Regions from separate parts of the Homo sapiens genome. Here region 1 is linked to region 2. A link is a contact called in ENCODE Hi-C or POLR2A ChIA-PET data. All regions are on one chromosome and are shown on one strand. Each heading gives the region's core, a stretch centred on a gene start or an enhancer-like site at or near the end of the contact. The rest is flanking DNA. Distances are from core to core; before and after follow the strand shown.

Evidence for each region. Hi-C counts contacts between places; a loop is a spot of excess contacts on that map. ChIA-PET counts read pairs that join two places held with the same protein, here RNA polymerase II (POLR2A).
Region 1: a loop to region 2 is called in a map of heart right ventricle, with 2.0 times the contacts of the local background. The contact joins two enhancer-like sites. A Hi-C loop is called at or near these places in 3 of 168 maps with a recorded cell type or tissue (HCT116, IMR-90 and heart right ventricle). POLR2A ChIA-PET finds 5 or more read pairs at or near these places in 3 of 52 experiments (A549, AG04450 and OCI-LY7).

The regions. Positions count from the first base shown.
Region 1 is chr1:164,822,763-164,828,203 of GRCh38, forward strand. All of the region lies in intron 8 of PBX1 (PBX homeobox 1), which reads left to right. Among named protein-coding and RNA genes, the nearest start is that of PBX1-AS1, 51 kb to the left of the region's middle. Within about 2 kb of position 1,309, at least 5 of the 41 ENCODE cell types and tissues checked have a DNase peak (open chromatin) inside an H3K27ac peak, as active enhancers do.
Region 2 is chr1:164,784,414-164,790,034 of GRCh38, forward strand. All of the region lies in intron 2 of PBX1 (PBX homeobox 1), which reads left to right. Among named protein-coding and RNA genes, the nearest start is that of PBX1-AS1, 13 kb to the left of the region's middle. Within about 2 kb of position 3,063, at least 14 of the 41 ENCODE cell types and tissues checked have a DNase peak (open chromatin) inside an H3K27ac peak, as active enhancers do.

The sequences.
Region 1 (5,441 bases), core at 59-2,558, 37 kb after region 2:
ATGAATGATCTAAAGGGGTTAGGATAGGATAGGACTACTAAGTAGTGGATTCAGAGAAACAGGTTTCACTTCAACATCTGATGGACCTTTCTCACAGTAAGAGTCCTCCAAAGAAGGGGTTGGCTGCCCTTAAGTGTTCCCCATCATTGGAAAATTCAAACATGGCTTGGCTAGCTGCTTGGTAAGGATGTTGCAGAAGGAAGTCAGGCAGCAGATTTTGATTGTCTTGATGACTTTTAAGGCCACTTACATTAGGGAGTCTTTATTTTCTACCTTTTTCAGGCAGAATCTCCTCTTGAGTTTACACAATATTTATCAAGTCTTCTCTGGAATGGAAGGAGAGAAGTCAAAGTTAACCCTGTTAAACATATTCTAGACAATCATTTTACTTTCTTGGAAGGATTTTTAGGACAGAGAGATTCTTCCCATCTTGTGCTTGTTCTAACTACATTAACTATTAGTACTGCATTGATGGCTGACTTACTGGGAAGACTGCTTGGAAAAATACAAGAAGCCATTGTGGGAAAGTGTATTCTCCAAAAGAATTCCAAATGAATGAAGTTGTTTGGATTTTGTCTGAGTGCAGGTTTATACACACATGCATTTATGTATTTCCTGAATCTTTTTGGGATATAAGTTTTTCCAGAGAAAGCTTTGCTCTGTGCATAAGCAGAAGAGAAGAACATGAGGAAAGCACAAGAGTGTAGGGACAAGAACCTGGCCATACTCAAAAGGAACTGAAGGAAGTCCACATGACTGGGCAGGAAATGGGGCTGACACTGCTGTTATTTGGCGTCTTTCTTTCCTAATTGGGCAGCATAGAAGAGAGAGAGCAGCAGTCAGACTCTGGGGGGTGGGGGGGGGGGTCAACACTGACCCCTCTGACATCATCTGGTGGGCTGGGAATAATTTCTGAAATAGTGTAACCAAACATGTGCAGACAATTATGTCTGATGACATAAGCCCACCACAAAAACTGGGCCTGAAAATGCCACTTGAAAGAGTCTCTCACTTTGCATTAATTTTTTTTTCCATGAACTGTGGTTATTTTATTTCTGGGTCTTTAATATGCAGGGTAAATGAATCAAAGGCTGATCGTGATATGTTCTTTTGATATCAGTTTTAAATTGTGCCACCTGCAGGAGGCTAAGCTTGTTATAGTGAGATGTATTTTTAGATGGTGGTATTCGATGCTAAGACATGTGTGTATAGAGCAGGACAATGACTGCCAGCAGGAGAGAGAGAGGAGGGGAGACAAGAAGAGACAAGGACAGGAATGAAAGCTTTGAGCCAAGAAATGAAAATAAACAGTTCCTAACCCCAAAGCTGCAGTGGAATTCCCAGCTGGGCTCTGGATTGTGTTTGATTCGGTGGAGGACATTTTCTGGGCAGCGTTTATCTGCTCCCCTGGCTGGGCTTTCACAGCACCCATATCTTATCCAAGCAGCATCTATTTTAAGCCCTGTAAAGTTCAGACCATTTGCCTTTAACTGACCACACAGCAGTAGAATTGCAAGGTGCGGTGGTAGGAGTATTATAAAGGGAGTTGGGAGCTGCTAGTCCTAGTAACTCATGTGCCCGTGGGCAAATATTGAATCTCTCTTCTAGAAAATGGGGACAGTAATTCCCACCCTTTATACTTACTTCAAGGACTGGCTTAGGGCAAATGAGAAAATAAGTCGGAAAGGGATTGGCAAAGCATAAATTATTCCACATGAATGCAGTATGAAATTTTGTAAGTGATAACTTTCTGATTTGACCTTTTTTCTCCTCTGATGTGAGCAGTTTTCTCAGTAGGTAGTTCCTAGTGAGGATAGGTTAGGACACATTTGTCACTTTTTTTTCTCTTCTGATGGAAAGGTGTGCTTTTGAGATGGATATAGTGTTATGCAAGGCCTAAAGACCCCCTTCCTTAGCCATGGTGAGAGTTAAATTATACCTCCTTAAGTACTTTGTGTTCTCATGTGACAATGGGCAATACTTACTAAGCTTAGAGTGGCTCTAAGTAATGGAGGGAGATTACTCCACTTCTCTGTCAATCAGACATACTTAAAGATCACTTAGCTATCACATTCTTTCCTATCCATTCTCACTGCCACCATCCTAGTTCTAGAAATAGTTCATTAACTAGACTATTGCCATAACTTCCTAATCACTGTTGCTGTCTTTAATTCCTCCTCTCTCCCACACACCCTCTGAATTTTGTCATTCGTTGCTCAGAAATCTATTGCCTACCCAAGCAAGCTCAAACCCTGAGTACGACATTCAGGGTCTCTTACATCTGGGCCCAGCCTTCCTGTCCTTCTACCTCATCCTCCTGTCATCAAAATAAACTCTGGATGCCATTCAGTATGGCCAGCTCATCTTTACCTCATTACCCATTTTTCCCCTTACATTTACTCATGTATGCCATCTACACAAATGTCCTTTCATTCCCACATCACCTCTCCATCCCACCCCACTATCCAAATCACACTGAGTCTCAAGCCCAGCTCCTCCTTCGTGTCTTTCTTCTTCTTAGTCCTTCTCCCCCTCTTCTCTCTACTTTATCACAGACACACATTTTCTTTGCACTGTACATACATGCGCAGAAATTACCTCTGTGTCTTTCACTTCTGCCCATGTGTATGGTCCTAAAAATGCATGTTCTAGTTGCTCAAAACATGTTCGTTGAATGAATAAATCAGGGAGGGGAAGAAAAGATGCTACTAAATTAAAAATTCATTTTAATGACCAATAGCCACATCTAGTGTACCAGCTATAAAGTATCTGATGAGAATTACTACTTTAAATGCTTATCCACAATTATACTGTCTTTAAGATCCAAAAATATCCTTAAGTCTTTCTTTTTGGAAAAAGTTTTTCAAACTTTCCGGCTGATGTATATTCTCTGAGAATAAGATTCAAATCAGCAGTAAGTGTGTGAATTTATATGGTGATGATATTGCAGACATAATTATCCTCAGCAGTAGGATCATTCTTATTATGAATTTTGTAAAATTTCTTTCACTCCTCCTATCCTTAAAGAGTCCCTGTGTTTCTATACTAAAAGAATCCCTGTTTAAAAAAAGTATATATACCTGTTTGTAGGATAGCCATGCATGTAGCAACATAGTATTGTTTGTGGGATAGCTGTGCATGTAGCAACATAACATTGTTGTAACTGGATTCTCATTGTTGTAATTGCCCTCCCTACTAGATGTGGTATTGGAACCTCCAAGGACAACCTGGAGGAAGGTGGAAGCAACTTGAAATTGGGAAACTTAGGTCCTTCTTGTGACTTTTCTTTTAAGGAGTCACTTCACCTCTGTGTTGTTGCTTCATCTGTAAAGTTTATTAGATAAGCAAACTGAAAGCTCTCTTTCAGCTCAACAGCTCTAGAATTCTACATTTATGATCTTTGATTCATTGTTAGCTCAAGGGACACCAGACTAAATTGTAGATCATCCCTCCAGAAAACTCTTTCATTAGAGTTAGTAACTTCTATTCTTTCTAGCCAACCCCAGTGTTCAAATTATATCTTGAAACCCAAATGGGAAGGAAGAAGTGCTCTCGTTACACAAACTTTTCCCTTTGAATTCCTTGGATATTTGTGATAGCAGAAAGCATTATTCTTTAGGGTAAACCTTTTTTGTTTGTTTGTTTGTTTTCTTTTTTTTTGAGGCAGAGTCTCGCTCTGTCACCCAGGCTGGAGTGCAGTGGTGTGATCTCAGCTCACTGCAACCTCTGCCTCCTGGGTTCAAGCGATTCTTGTGCCTCAGCCTCCTAAGTAGCCGGGATTACAGGTTTGCACCACCATGCCCAGCTAATTTTTGTGTTTTCAGTAGAGATGGGGTTTCACCATGTTGGCCAGGCTGGTCTCAAACTCCTGACCTCAAGTGATCCTCCTGCCTCAGCCTCACAAAGTACTGGGATTATAGGTGTGAGCCACTGCACCTGGCCACTATATTTAATTGTTTTAAAATGTGGGTTATGGGAATGAATTTACTCCAGCCAGTCTTTGATGTAAATAGATACCCCTGTGGATTTTTCTTATTCAAAAGGTTTGGTGAAAATGGAAATAAGTGTCAGCATTATCTCTACAAAGGTAACATGCCGTTAACATCAATTTATGACACAAAAAAAACTCATTAATCTTGCTTTGTAATCATTATAGTAATAGAAAAATAGAGATGAAGCTTTTATCATTGTAAAACTGTAACATAGGTGTTTTTGTTTTTTCTTTTCTCCCATGTTAGGTAAGGGGGAAAAAGGAACATTTACCAAGTAAATAAATAGTATATAAATCATTAGGACAAAAATAGCCTCCTATTTAAATGAACATATTTCAGACATTTGGATACCACGGGGATACTTAGTAATACTTGGCCACATGCCATAATTTTAATTTTTTCTTAACTATTTCTGAGAGACCTCCTTCCACTTAAAGTATATATTAGTAAGATGTTGCCACATGTGGAATTGTAAGGCTGGGAACTGAGGGTAATAATTAAAATTCATATGCATATCTTTGAAAACTCATGTTAATTATACACAGTTTTAATTCTTCTATTTTACCAGCTGAATTTGAATTTCAAAGGGATGAAAACATACCCAGATGTGCCCCCCAGTTGGTTGTCTTTGGGTACCTTCTGGTGCTATGACCAGGAACTAGTGAACAGCCCCAAAACTGAGGGGTAAAGGTACCAAGGAAAATCGAGGGGTCTGAATGTGGCAGACCAGACTGTATAGTGTTTGAAGGCAGCAGAGATAGAGTAGATAGATGGAAGCTAACAGCCTCACTTTCCTTCATGACAAAACTATTGGGAAACAGAGTAAGTAAGTGCCTTTCCTTCTTATAGGGCCTTTAAACCTAGCACCATAACAAACCTGAGACCAGAAAAGCATTTTATTTCAGCCCACGATGATTGAAGAAGCAAAAAATATCCCAGTAATGTGATTTCATATGCAATCCAATGTTTTTCCCCAGCTCCCAAGTGAAAGCCCTTAAAAGTACAAATGAGGTCAGATCATTCAATGGCTTATTCATGCATTCATTTATTCATTTGCTTATTCATTCATTCACTCATTCATTCAATAAACATAAGCATTTTTTACCTTGAGGAATGAAGCTACATCATGGTACATCCAGGTCAAATTGGAGAAACTCTGATGTCAGTCAGGGTACATTTTCCCTTTTAGTCTCATTCAGCACTTTGTCTGGGATTGAATTTCCTGTTCCTAGAAGACTAGACCAAGGGAACTGACCAACTCTATAGCCTAGGAGGGAATTTGAAATTAAATTATATGACAGAAGGGGGGAATTTAGGACCAACCAGCAACAGTTTGAGAAAAGTACCAACCCCAACCAAATAGATATACCATGGACTTAATAATATAATAAAAAGCATTATTTTGTAGAAACTGCTTCTCTCTTTGTAGAACTAGTTGCAATGAGTTAT
Region 2 (5,621 bases), core at 1,813-4,312:
GGGGAACGTGTGAATGGGATCCATGCCCATGCATCCCCTGAGAAGTAGAAAATGCACGTGACCAGAACCGCCAAAACCTAACCCAGGGAAAAAGATGACAAGAAAAACTTGGTGTGTTTCTCTAAAGACAACCACAAAACATAAACAAACAAACAAAAACCTAAAACTGTCTCAAGAGTGTCATATAATTTTGTTTTCATCTCTTGCCCTAAAACCTCACACAAAGTTTTACACATTGTGGCTGTTGGCTAAATGTGAAAAACGAGTGAATCTAAGAGCTCCTCGCAGGACCACGTTTATTTGGAAAGTCAGCACGGTGCCTGGCACCATAGTAAATGCTCAATAAATATTCCTGGGCTGAAACATTTGAGGGCCGCAAATTCTTGCCTTTGTTTGACTAAATCCTTCAAATCCCTGAACTTGGTTCATTTACTAAATCCTTCAAATCCCTGAACTTGGCCTACCTGCTTGGCAAACCAAGAAAAACAGTTGGAATGGCTTAAAAACAATAATATCTTACCTTCAATACAAATCCCCCACTTTAAGAAACCCTGGACCTAGATTAAGTCCCACCTCGGTGTCTCTGAGATTCTAGAGGGCTGAGAGACAACCCGGGGGAACAAGGGTGGCTTTCAACATTTGGAGATTTCTTAAACTACAGCTTCTCATCTGAAGAGGCCGCTCCAGGCCTACTGCAGCATCCAGGGTCTCCACTTGGGGCTGGAAGGTGTCAACTCGGGTGGTAACTGCTTTCCCTGTATAATCAGAAGCGCTGACTGACACCTATCAGTAATGCTGACTTGTAAAATTTAGAAAACAGAATCATCAGTCATTTCTATTTGTTTGATGAATAACTCTTTAAAAATCACCATTAAAAAAGGCATTTCACATCAAACAGAGAGATTGAGAATAAGGAGTGAAGAACACGAGGACCTGCTGCCCTGAGTTTCAAGACACTAACAGAAGATTTGGGTCCCACCTTTGGTTGAGAAGAATCAAATTAGAGCATAGTTATTTTTCAACTTGAGGAGGTTCCGGGCTGTGGATATATTGTGCTTATAGGAAGTAAACAAAATCAGAGGAAGAAGTGTATGTGCATCAGTTGGATGCACACAAATCTTCAGATTTTCAGTTGTTATCCACCCACCCTGGCAATCTCATGTACCCACAAGCCTCAAAGCAGTTGGTGTCCTGTGTCCGAGGGACTGGAGGAGCGTAAACCATGGGCTTCTTGAAGTCGGAGCCCATATCTGGGTCATCCAAGGTCCCAGGATCCAGCTCATTCCTGTCACCTTGGAGGTACTTGAGCAGTAATTTGTTTGATTGCACTGAGCGTTCCTCAGAGGGCCTGTTTGTGGAGACAACCTCTATGTGGCCCCTTGGCTGCCAGGCCCTGTCAGCCCTCACAGAGTGCTTCTTCCCCAGGTACCAGTCAGGAACCAGGCCTTTCCCAGCACCCAGAGCCTTTGTCACCGGTAATGTTGGCTTCCTGGGGTCATACCAGGCTGGGTCCAGGAAGCTCTGGCTTAATGCCAGTGTAGTTTTGCTTGTTTAGAATTGTCAGATTTGATAAGGCAGATTTGACAGTTTTTTGAAGTGGATATGGAAGAGGTGGCAGAGAGAACAGCCTTCTACCCAACAGCATGCTGGCTCTGGTACAACTTGTAACTGGAATGCAGGGGGAAAGAGAGCACATACAGGGAATTGGCTGCCTGGCTGAGAACAGGAAGCTGAGGCACAGATCCTTGGATCTCACCAGCCCGTATCTTCCCTCCTTGATTCTTTATTATATTGCTCTTAAGAAATATTGGAACAGACATTTAGTGTCAGGGGCCCTGTGAGGTTGTGTGGGGAACCGCCTTTCAGGAGTTCACAGTCTTGCTGGCAAGATGGTAGGTGTGCCCTGGCATGTCCTGAGATGCCCCATGGCTGTGGTCTAGGCAGTACGTGCCCTGGTGCCTCAGAGGCTTAGAGATCATTTTCGGCTCTTCTCGTCAGGGCAGATTTCATGAAGGATTTTGAGCTGAGATTTAAAATGAAATAGGACTGTAGTAAGTGGATTTCTGTGGCTGAGAAAGAAGAGGGCATTCTATCACCCAATACAGTGGCTCTAACCATGATGGTGGAAAGAGGTAATGGGAAAGGACCAGATTTAGAGAAATTAAAAGAAATTAGGAAATCAATAGAAAAAACTTCCTTCTTTCCATTACTATCTGATTGTTTTCTTCTTGGCCAGAGTATCGGTGTGCCTTGGGCATCAGAAGAGACTGTGTGTGTGTGTGTGTGTGTGTGTGTGTGTGTGTGTGTGCGCGCGCACACACACACACGCACAGAATAGATATCACATCCATGTAGCTGCCTGTTGTGAAAAGGATTCAGAACTCCAATATTGTAGAGGACTGAAGTGTCTGAGAGTTAAAGATCTAGAGTTCAGTGTCGGCTGTGTCTCATTTGCTTTGATTTTGGGGAAATGTGCTTTGCCTTTATAATCTTCGGTTATCTGCTATGTAAGTTTGGAACATTACTTCATGTTTTGTAAGGTGATGTAATTCAGTGCGTGCAAGTACTTTATGAACAAATAAAAGGTATAACTCTGATGCTCTCAGGAAGCAAGCATTTTGCTCTTTTCCTAAAACTGCATAGCTGACTTGGGAATGAGGCGGGGAGAGCTGGTCTCTCTTTTCTAACTCTTCTGGTAGGATGTGGTAAAGACTGAGCTCCTGGGCAATAGAACACTCTGCATGGAGGTTTGTGCCTACAAATCAAACAAAGAGATCAGCCAGAGAGAGCCTGCCTTTTTGCACACACCGTTGGGAGGCTACCTTGTGCCTTTCCCCAGACCACCTGCCTCTGCTTTCTGTCTTGTTCTTTATCTGTTTCTCTCTCTCAGCTCAGCTTTGGGCCCCTGGACTGTTGTCCAAATCTGAAGACCACCCTCCCTGTAGATCTGCCCTCCTCCCCTCCCAACCTGCCCCCACCTGTGGAAGTTTGAATCTGAGCAGAGGCATTCCCCCAGCATGAACCTGGACACTTGACTGTCCGCCCGCCTGGAGAACCAGTCCTTGGTGAAGAAAGAGTGCCCTCTAGTGGGCATTGGCTGGAGCTGCTCCGGACCCACGTCACTCAGCCAAGGACAAAACAACCCGCCACACGGCCCTCCCGCCAAGGATGATCTTGACTATGCCTTTGGGTTTGGTTTGTTTTTCTCCTTGTGTGAAGAAAAAGAAAGAAAGAACAGCAGGAGACAAGTGGTGAGAGCAGCTCCCACAATGCTGTGACAGTCCCTTTATCTTAGGACTTTTACCAAAGAATTAACCCCAGGGCAAGCGATGGCAGCAAGGTACATGTGACATCAGAAGCTTTTTAAAGGACTTGTGACAATTCCTGTATAAATCACCTACCTGTCTCAACTGGTCTCTTCCATAATTGGGTGGATTTGTGGGAAGGAAACTCTTTCTGTAAGAATGATTACCAAATGGGTTAAATATCTTCATGGGCGCAACCCCTCTGCAGATTGCATATCCACTGCAATCAATGACATTTTTCGGGTAGTGGACGCGTCCGGGCCTGCCTGGCCATTAAAACCCTATATGCATGAGGACAAACAAGGGATTTGGCCCTTTAAAACCTATTTCAGAAAAAAGCTGCTGGGGTGGGGAGGGAAGAGATGAGGGGGAGGGAGAGAGCGCAGGGCACCCATCAGGGAAGCAGGAACCTGATCATATGTGATGGTTGCTGGATTAGGTAACAGCTCCGCTGGTTGAAATTGGATCTTGGAGGATGAGTGTTAACATCTCTGGTGTCCTGGCGAAAGGTTCATTTGAGTCTTGCATGGTGCTGCAGAGATAAAAAGGAGCTTTTAAATAATCATTTTGTCTCCTACTCACCAGAGTACTGGCTTCCAGCAATAAATAGGTAGCATCAGTTCTGCTTAGACATATCACCCTTTTCATTTATTTATTTAATGTTGGTGTTTTTTTTTTTTTTTAACCGCCGAGCTGAACAGTTTGTGTATCAGTGAATCCCAACACCCATTCTTAATAGTGGTATATTTGGATTCTCCTTGCGCTGGCTACAAATATGAGCATGCAAGGTTGTTTATTGGTCCATCCCTGTCCCCTCCAAGCATTACAGACACAGCCCAAATCCACCAGAACTGAATTTTCTATGCAAAATAGTGCAAGATGGTTTTCTTTTAAGGTTTTCCCTTGTTCATATTGTTCCTTAAAAAAATTTTTTTTGGGTTTTTGCACAATCATTTTCTATTTTCATAATTTGAGTATAATTTAAAGGGTGTAATTTGGAAATGACTGTTGTTGGTTTTTCTACCCGCCGCCCTCCCCCCCCCGCCCTTTTCTTTTCATTCTTTTGTTTTCTTCAGAACTCTGATTGGGGACCTATTTATGTGTCTTGAACTCTAAGTGTAAATGCAAGCAATATTTATGCCGTGGTGCATTGTATCTATCTTATCAATTTCTAATTGGCCACATTTAGAAACTAAGTCTATTAACTCATAGTGAATTCAAATTTCTTTTTAGGGAGTATTTATTTGCAGGATTCACAAAATGATGTGAAAGCTAAGCGAAATACTAACACTTTCTTGCCCCAGCCAACCCACCACCACTGCGCCCAATTAAATGTATCCTTCATACCTGAAAGAAAAGAGGCAGTATGCTTTATGCTTTAAGCTTTGCAACCCTCCTGAAACTTCCATGGCGGGTAGGGGCTTGCAGTTTATCCTTTCAGTGTTCTTTGCCAGCCTTGACAATTTCCTTTCTTATTTTATTTAAAACCAGTTAGATTTGAAGGCCAAGAAATGTATTAATTAGGAGGTGTGTAGAGTTTGTGTGAAATTGTTTGTGCTTCCCATTGACTATTTTAAAAAGATGGTGTTTTAAAAAGATGGAGCAGAGGCATGAAACTGAGAGGGGTTGGAAAGAGGAAATATTCTCAGAGGTTAATATTAGGTATATGGGAAATATTCATAGTGATGTGTGCGTGATCACCTGTGTAGCTCCTGGAGGAGCGAGGATCAGAACTGTCTCTCTGCCTTGCCTCTCCCTTCTTTCATACCTCACTGAGTTTGGCTGGAGGAATAAGCTGATGGAATGAATGAGGCCGCTTGGGGTACCCATGTGATTGGAGGAGGTAGGATACTTGATGTCAGCTCAAGTAGGCAGTGCTTAACACTAGCCCTGGCAAGGCAAGTCCTGACCATTAATAGGACATCATTCTTTTTTGCTTTGCTGTTGTTGTTGAGACCAGAGGTTGTCCTAAAATCTCTCAGTGTTGGGCCGCATGCAGGACCAGTTGGGTGTGGAGTAGCCAGGTGGACCCACTTGAAGGCATTAACACCCAGCTGAAGGGTTACCAGCCTCAGCTTCGTGGGGAATGTTCCTGCCAGCCGTGGGGGCTTACGGCCTCTTCTGAAGGAAGTATATTGGACATGAGATTCAGTGAGCGAATGAGAGAGTAGAATTTTGCCCCAGCACAATGTTTTGAATAATCGAGCTAAAGTGAAACAACTATATTTATTAATGGCTCAGAGGCGATTCTTTTTTTTTTCTAATTTGTAAATGACCCATAAATTTCTTTGTGGATAAGGCTATTAAAATTTATCA